Regions from separate parts of the Homo sapiens genome. Here region 1 is linked to region 2. Evidence: read pairs that join two places in POLR2A ChIA-PET (ENCODE). Cell type or tissue: OCI-LY7. All regions are shown on one strand. Links, peaks and the distances in the headings refer to the core of each region. The heading gives the core; the rest is flanking DNA.

The links. ChIA-PET counts read pairs that join two places held together with the same protein. Peaks named below come from ENCODE experiments on the same cell type or tissue, not always from the same donor. Only the 100,000 strongest peaks of a DNase experiment are listed, where the experiment ranks them.
Region 1: POLR2A ChIA-PET joins it to region 2 with 7 read pairs; 1 of 35 experiments calls an interaction of 5 or more read pairs at or near these places.

The regions. Positions count from the first base shown.
Region 1 is chr17:57,536,649-57,541,034 of GRCh38, forward strand. All of the region lies in intron 7 of MSI2 (musashi RNA binding protein 2), which reads left to right. Among named protein-coding and RNA genes, the nearest start is that of MSI2-AS1, 70 kb to the right of the region's middle. In OCI-LY7, for the core only: no CTCF peak of the experiment used is centred there; no DNase peak of the experiment used is centred there; H3K27ac peaks cover 485 bases.
Region 2 is chr17:57,722,015-57,726,400 of GRCh38, forward strand. No RefSeq gene overlaps it. Among named protein-coding and RNA genes, the nearest start is that of CCDC182, 21 kb to the right of the region's middle. In OCI-LY7, for the core only: no CTCF peak of the experiment used is centred there; a DNase peak (open chromatin) is centred at 2,097.

The DNA of each region.
Region 1 (4,386 bases), core at 285-4,284, 190 kb before region 2:
GGAAGCCTGTAAACCAACAGTTGGTCACTATTGGTATTGATCCTAATTCTGCACCAGGATTAGAAACCACTTGACAAGAAAGCGGACAGTCTGTCATAGACCACCACCAACAGCCAGGGTTCCTGGCCTCCCAGAGCTTTCAGTTTAGTCCGTAGTGTGATGTAACATGCCAGCTGGGTTCTCTTAGGTAAGTTCAGGGTCCTAGATGGGGTTAGGTGAAAATCCAGTTCTCTTTCCAGAGTGGACCATTGTTGGGTGGCAGAGGGTGGGGCGGTGGGCAACTGTTTAAGAAAGACATTGACCAACAGGAATCTGGGAGAGAATGGTGAGAATGGGGTAGAAACTCAATATGATTGAGTCCAAGAGGTCTTGAGGGGAGTGGAGAGCTGTGATGTGGTCATTCATTGCAGCCTTTGGGTACTTGAAGAGTTTCCATTGGAAAAGAGTTCTGTGTAGCCTCAATGTTGGGCACACTTGAGTTAGAACAAGGAAGAATCGCCTAGTCCAACAGTGGCAATAAGAGGACAGCCATTGCCCCTCTGCCAGATTCTCAGAACCCAAGGTTCTGTGCCTCCAGTGGGCTCATTCTAAAGCTGGGACTGTGTGAGGGGGTGGGCATGCTGCGTGCCCACCGTGAGGGGCACACCCGCCTCTTCACTGCCTTGCAGGGCTGTATCCCCAGGCCCTGTAACCTTGCAGCGATGGAGGGCAAAGGAGGGGGTGGGATAAAGAGTCAGCCCACCCTTTGCCATCTTTCAGAGACCAGCCCCGGAGCTGTCTGCACATTTTATTTTCTCGTTAAATAAACACCATTAGCCTTCCTGAGAAATTGGTGCAAACATGACCTCGCAAATAACCAATTAAAAGGGTAGGGTTGAAGGGGAATGTGAATTTGAAAACATGTAGAGGAGGCCATTAAGGATTCCTGTAGAATCTGGCAACATCGATCCAAGACCTTAATTTTATTTCTGACAGGAAAGCAAGGAGTGTGCTTTCATTTTTTTCCCCCGAGTTAACTCAATTCCGGAAGCGCCCATTCCGGCGCTGTCTCTTGAGATATTAATCAACACAGTAGCTTGGTTTCTGTTCACCTGCTCTTCTTTGGAGACACGGAGTAATACAAAGCCCTCAACTTCCTAGCAACAGGGCTGGGGGACAGGGTGCCCGGGGCAAGAGGGAGCTTGCAAAGCCAGGGGGAGTTTGGTACCCAGGATGAGCTGCACTTTTTTAGCCAAAATACAAATCTTAAACTTCTTTCCTTTGGAATAAAAGCCCTGGCACCAAAAGGGTGGTGACCTAATAGGTCTTCCTGCCTCCCCCTGCTGTGGCCCACGGAAGCAGAAAGGGAGTGGGCTCAGGGTCAGCAACTTCACTGACCCAGAAGTGGTTTTTTTGTAGAGAGGGACAATGAATCTTTTGTTTGGTCCTGTTCCCATAGAGGCCCAGGCTCTGACTCTCACAACATGGTTTAAGATCTCGGTGAGGGCAGAGTGTGGAGATCTGAAGAGAAAGGAGCTTTTAGCATGGCAGCTTGATTAAAAGCACCCCCTTTCTTAGCATCACGGCACTGCCAGTGGCCGGAGAGGGCTGGGCCAGGGGTCGCCGCAAGCCCTGGGTGGCTGCCTCCCCGTTGGGACTTAAGGTTCCTAGAGGGGTCCCGGTTATTATGCACCTCTGGACTTCAGCCTCTGTTTTCAGTTTGTGGATCAGAGGGTGTACGCTATCCCATCTGTATCTGTATATCAGCATGGTATGCTGCAAAGAGCTTGAGTTTTAGAGTTGGTCATACTCGGTTTCAGATCCCAGCTTTCCCTTGGGCGTGATCTCAGGCAAGTTACAAGATGTTTTACTCCCTTGTGAAGGTAACACACCCGCTCTGTAAGAGTTAAATGATTCCGCTTGCGAGGTGCCCACTCCCCACTCCCCGCAAGTGGAGAGTGCGGGGCAGCCTGGTTTCTTCCCCCTTCCTCCTTAAGTGAAACCACCTGCTTAACTTCTTTAGGCAAACAAACTAAAATCTGTGTTTGAGTTTTGGGGACCCTAGTCTTGAAAAATAAAACCCTTTCGTGGTTGTTTTTTCCTCTGCTTTGCACACACACATATGCTTGCATGTGCATGGAATATCTTTGAAAGGATGCCTGCAAAATCGGTAACAAGGAGTTAGAACTGCATATTGGTTAAGATCACATGCTCTGAAGTGAGACAAATCTAAGCTCTGGGACTTAATAGCTGTGTGACCTTGGGCAACTTACTTATCTTCTCTGCAACTCAGATTCCTTATCTGTAAAATAGGACATTGGGTTAGCCTGAAGCTTACGTCATTTAATGAGTATAAAGGGTTTGGAACAGTCTCTGCCCATACTAAACACTCAAATATGTTTTATGCACACGTGCATATCATATGCAGATGTACATACATTAAAAACATACATACATAAAAAAGTGTTTGCTCCTTTTTTATGGGGAAGAGAATTAAGCAACCTGAGATACAGAGACGGAGGGAATCTTTTTATTATATACTCATTTACTTTTTGAATTTTTTTTTTTTTTTTGAGACGGAGTCTGGCTCTGTTGCCCAGGCTGGAGTGCAGTGGCGCAATCTTGGCTCGCTGCAATACTTTTTGAATTTTTGTACCTTATGCACTTATTACCTATTCATTTACTTCTTTAGTGTGAGCTTTTAAAATTTATTCCAATTTGAATTGTCAATGCAGTGATAGAACAACGTGAAAGAGACTTTTTGAAAGAAAGAAAATTTACCAGCCGGGCACAGTGGCTCACGGCTGTAATCCCAGCACTTTCGGAGGCCAAGGTGGGCAGATCACTTGAGGTCAGGAGTTCAAGACCAGCCTAGCCAACAGGGTGAAACCCCATCTCTACTGAAAATACAAAAATTAGCCAGGAACGGTGGCACGTGCCTGTAATCCCAGCTACTCAGGAGGCTGAGGCAGGAAAATTGCTTGAACCTGGAGACAGAGGTTGCTTTTTGTTTCCATAAACAGATGATCTGATGGATAGATGAGGATTTTCTTAGTAGTTTCTGCTCTTCCCAGACAACGTGCTATTATTAGAATAGCCAGACTGGCCCTGGTCTGAAAAGAAGCCTGGTTTGCGCCAGTTCATCCAAGACCAGAGGGGAGGAGGGCCAGAACAGGGAGGTCCTCCATCCCAGGAGCTCAAAGTGCTTCGTAATTCAAGTTTAAAAAAAGTTAAAAGCATTTTTCTACCCCAAGTTATGACTAGTAAACACGTGGGGACCTTACACAGCGTGGCAAATGCAGAATCTTCCTCTGCATTCCCATTGTTTATGGCTTAGGAGTCAAGGCAACACCCGGTTAATGATGCTTGTGAAGTGTCTGGGCCATGTGGCAAAGGGATAAGAGCTTAGGTCCAGATTCCCACTGCAGGACTCACTTTCCAGAGCAACCACTAATCAATTGCTGTGTGACCCTGGACAAGTTACTAAATCTCTCTGAACCTCAGTTTTCTCATCTATTAAATGGTGTTAATGTTATTAACTCATGGACTTGGGAAGTTTAAGTGAGATAGTTTATCTGTGTGAAACATCTGATGCTTGGAAGGCTATCTGTAAATGTTAACTTTGTCATTATCATATTAATTATTGTTATTTTACTACTAAGAATACTGTGACTGTCATTACTTCGGGAATGGAGGCTCAGGCTTGCTGATTGGAGAGAATGTTAACACCCTAGATGGCTGCTGGCAGATGCTGTCAAGTTTTCCACCTTGAAGGGTGTTGTGGGCTGAATTTTGTCCTCCAAAAGCATAAGTTGAAGTCCTGACCCCTAAAAGATACCCCCAAAAGAAGTCCTAACCCCAAAAAGATAAGTTGAAATACCTCAGAATGTGACCTTATTTAGAAAGAGGGTCTTTGGAGGTGTAATCGGGTTAAGAGGAGGTCTTAGTGGAGTGAACTGATCTCACCATAGTCCTTATAAGAAGGAACATGTGAAGAGAGAGACACAGGGAGATGGCCACATGACCTCAGAGGCAGGGACAGGGGCAGTGCGGCTGCAAGCCAAGGATTGCTGACCACACCAGAAGCTAAGAGAAGAGCCTGAAACAGATTTTCCCCTGAGCCTTCAAGAGGGCATGGCCTTGCCAACACCTGGATTTCAGATTTCTAGCTTTCAAAACTGAGACAGAATAAGTTTCTGTTGTTTTAAGCTCCCCCCTCCCATTTGTGGTAGCTTGTTATGGCAGCCCTAGGAAAATAATAGGGCAAAGCAGAGTTTCCTGCCCAGTATGTCCCCTTGCTCACTACTGGCCTGCAGTCCTGGTGGTCAGACTTATCCTTCTCGCTCTGTGCCTTGCTAGTCACAACCCCCCTAAGCAAAATGATGTGCAAGAGAAGTTAGAGAAAAG
Region 2 (4,386 bases), core at 192-4,191:
ACTGTCCTAGGTGTAGGGCAGACAGTGGTGAGCAAGGCAGTCAAGATGCTTATCTTTGTGGAGCTTATTCTCTCCCAAGTTCTCAGTGCTTTGTGATCTAGCCCACGCCTACCCTGCCAGCCTCAAATTCTCCCACTCCCCACCCACTAAACCACTCAAAATTCCTGAATGTTCTTTCCCACTTCTGTGACTTTGCACTTGCTGGTGTCTCATCCTGGAATGCCTTCATTCCACCTTGTCCACCTGCTGAAGGCCTTAGAGCCCAGCGGAGTCTCCTCCTTGTGAAGCCTTTGCCCCCAGCTTTCCCTGGGAGAGAGTTGGTCACTCCTTCTGGGCTTCCCCCACACTTTGTACCCACTTTAGCTCAAGTGCTTCTCATGTGACATTGGAATTATTTGTCCATAAGCCTTTCACTTCTATAAGAGCATGGGTTTCCCAGGGTGCTGCGTCCCCAGCACCTGGCAGAGGCCAGGCATATCAAAGTGGCCCAACAAGTGTTTGTTGAATGAATGAATGAATGAATGAATGAATGAATGAATGAAAATATCTTTGGGAAAGGAGAGAGTTATGCCAGAAAAAAGGTGGGAAACCTCAAACCTGAGAAGAAGGATGTCTGCCATCTTAGGGATCTAAATGCTTAAAAGATGCAAGGGATTTTATTTACAGGCTTAAAACTCCTGTTGAAAATTATTTGTTGAGCGTGAACAATAATACAGTCTCTCCCTCTCTGAAACGCCATGGTGAGGGCTCCTTTGTCTGATAAAGGGCTGTCGGGAGTGACTGATGGGCTCCCGCCGGACAGCTGAAACCTCTACTCCTGACAGCACGAGTGATAGCCGAGTGGAAGCTGACCCCAGCTGACACAGTCATCTTAAAATATCTCCAGAAGACCAACAATGAAGGAGTCTGTGATGTCAGGGCTCAGCTGGAGACCAGACCAAAAGGACCCCAAGAAATTAGCCCTGGGTGAATTGTATTCCAGGAAGCAGCTTAATATCCAGTCAGAATGAATGAAAGACCATCATCAGCAATATCAAGAAGCGTTTATTCAGCATGTATTGGCATGTGGTACTAGATTCAGTTCAGATCCAGATCCAGAGAATAACATAGACCCAACCGTTCTCCAATGGCACCTTGCAACACACAAAGAAATGTAAGGATTCAGCCATTGCTATGGGCCTTTCTCGGTTACAAAGAGCTTTCAGCAGCACAGGGAAGGAAATAGAACAGGTTTGAATATTATTTCCACTTCAGAGGTGAGGAAACCGAGGCCACTGGAGACCTCCCAGCACAGACTCAAGCCCATGTCCAGGGCTCATGCCCCACCAACATGCCTGTTCAGGAAGGGACTCTAAAGACATGGAAAGGACAGTTTCTGCCTTTGGAAACCTATAGTTTCACAAGGAGCCCACAGATGTCAGGAAAGCAGAGCCACATTGGTATGTGCAGCAAAGAAACCAGTGTGCAGGAAAGGCATGTGCTTGTGGTTAGCAGAAGGCAGGGTGGTCAGGGACACCTTCGCACCTCCCCTCACTATGCCTCATTGCCCTCGGTGTAAACCAGGAATATTGCTTCCTTGCCAAGGAATAGCCAGAGAGGTCACAGTGGAGGCAGGAGTCCTCGGTCTAGTGGCTCCTGCCTCGCCACAGGCGTGCCGCAGAGCTGCAGGCAGACTGGAACCAGAGAGAGCAATCCTGTCACCAGATCCCGGCCTCACCATCCCCACCGCAGAAGGCCTGAGTTCCCCGGGTGCCCTCTGCCCCAGCACCTCTTCCACAGGCAGTTGGCTTCCTGGAACCTCAGCGCAAAGATCTCTGCAGAGCCCCAGAATGGATCCACAGGGTTTCTCAGGGAAAGGGCAGACAGGCTGAAGCCTGAGAGTGCAGGGAACCCCCACCAGGCTAGTAAAGGTCACAAGGACAGAGAGGCGGCCTGCTCCAACAGACAGACAGAGCAACCGGGGAGAGGGTCCCTAAAGACTCGCAGATGGAAAGGTCTGTCCTCAGCAGTGCACTTGACTACAAGACCGTCCTTCTCTGACTAGGACTTACGCTGAGGCTTTAATTATAGCTTGTCACTCATGCACCATCCCCGGGAGATGGCTGAGCAGGACGGCAAAGGAAATGAAACTCTCGCTTCAGATGGCTCATTCTGTCTGTCAGGAAATTTCAAACTCACAAACAGTAATATCCTGAATTGTGGCAGAGCAGTGCCTCCTGAGCGCTCAGCCTGCTCCCCGACCCAGCCCCTGCCTCCCGGTCCAGGCCCCACCAATGAGTCACTCCTTGCTGGGGTGGGACAGCTGCTGCCAGAGGCCATTCCTCACCCGATCCCAGCCAGGCAAAGTGACTGACGCAAGGTCACCCAGCAGACAGTTGGTGGAGCAGGGAGAGCTGTGAGCATTGCATTGCTGTGAGCATAGCATTGTAGGTTCTTTTCTGACACTTCAGCATCCCAGAAGGGTAGGCCGCAGCCATGATAATAGGAACAGTTTGTGATCCTCTCTGTCTGCCAGGAGCTAAGGCTCTGTGTAAACCACCTCACTTAATCCTCTCGGCAGCCCTCATGAATTGGTTTGTAATTAGTATCCTCACTTTTCATGAAGAAAATCCAAGACTAGAGAGCTTGTTCAAGGTCACACGGCTAGAACCAGGTCTTGAACCCAGGTTGCCCAACACCGGAGCCTGTGCTCCTAAGCCCATACTTGTCCTTATACTTGGACCCGGATAAGTAGGTGGCAAACCTGGAGTTCTAGCCATTCCCTTCTGCCAAGGGGCACAGATTGTTTCTGGAAGCATTCAACAAAGGGCATCCCCCACATGACAGAGACAGACTGTCCTTGAGCTCGGCTGTGAGTGTCAGGGGTAGAGGGGTGGTGTCCTTGCATCTGGTCCTCAAGGTTGGCCTGTTGCGGTGCTGTTGGCAGGGAGGGGAGCTGTGGCTCAGGCCTGGCTCCCGGCAGCTCAGCCATGAGATCTGTGCTCTCACTGGGCAGCTTCACATCTCTCAGTCCCTGGGTCTTAAGTGGGACATTTAGAATGGACTGGGGTTAGGCTTAAAACAGGACATCAGAAACTTGGGGCCAGTGTGACCCAGAGGAGCACGAGGCATGCCACACAGACCCCTTCCCAGCAGCAGGGCCCAGAGACCACTAGCCTCTCTGCTGGCAGTCTCCCTGGGCCACCTAGGAATAAGCTGCTTTGGATTACCTAAGTCGCCAAGGTTTCCACCTGGTTTGGGAAAAGAGAGGAATTTCAGCCTTAAGACACTCCAGGGCAAGAAAAATCAAGTACAGTGCCAATGGGGAAGGGCAAGCTGCGATCACACCACTGCACTCCAGCATGGGCAACAGAGTGAGACCGTCAAAAAAACAAAACAAAAAAAAAACGCCAGGCACAGTGGCTCACGCCTGTAATCCCAGCACTTTGGGAGGCCAAGGCGGGCAGATCACCAGAAGTTGGGAGTTCAAGACCAGCCTGACCAACATGGAGAAACCCCATCTCTACTAAAAATACAAAATTAGCCATGCGTGGTGGTGCATGCCTGTAATCCCAGCTACTTGGGAGGCTGAGGCAGAAGAATCGCTTGAACCGAGGAGGCAGAGGTTGCAGTGAGCTGAGATCACGCCATTGCACTCCAGCCTGGGAAACAAGAGCGAAACTCCATCTCAGCGACAACAACAAGAACAAAAAACCTCCAGCAAGTTAGGCTCCTGAGGGCAGGACTTGGTAAGAATAGAATGCTCTGAGTATTTCAAAATGTTTTATTTTCCCCTCCCCACCACTAGATTTTTCTGTGCGATTCACTGTGATGACCAGGTGGGCCATGGGGACCTGGTGACTGGGTCCCCCCTGAGGCTCTTCTCTCTCAGGTTTGCCCATGCAGAGCCTCCAGGAATTTGTCAATTACAGGGCATGTTTTTACCCCAGAACTGGTTGCCACAGAAGTTTCTGCTCCAGTAAGTTGTGATTCTCTGTATCCACCTGTCTTTACAATTTGGGGTGCAGTGGTTTGCCCGGTGACCTCAATTCTGTGGTGGATCTAAGAAGACTTGCTTTTCAGTTTGTCCAGTTTTGTACTTGTGGTTAGGATGGAGTGGCGGCTTCTGAGCGCCTTCGTGGCATGTGTCTGTGGAAAGGCCTTGTGTGATGTATTGAGTCCAGTGGACTCGGTTCATTCATTCAGTGCCCTCTTTGTGCTGGCATTGACTCAAGGTCTGCGTTCTTCGTCTTGCTATTCCTCACCTCCCAGAAGGAAAGGTGTTACAGACGTCACTTTACAGACAAGAAAAACTGGGGACCAGAGAAGTTAGGCCATGCAGCTGTGAGGGTGAAGGTTTGCACGACTCCAAAGCCCACATGTCCCTATGCTGATCACGTGCTGCCG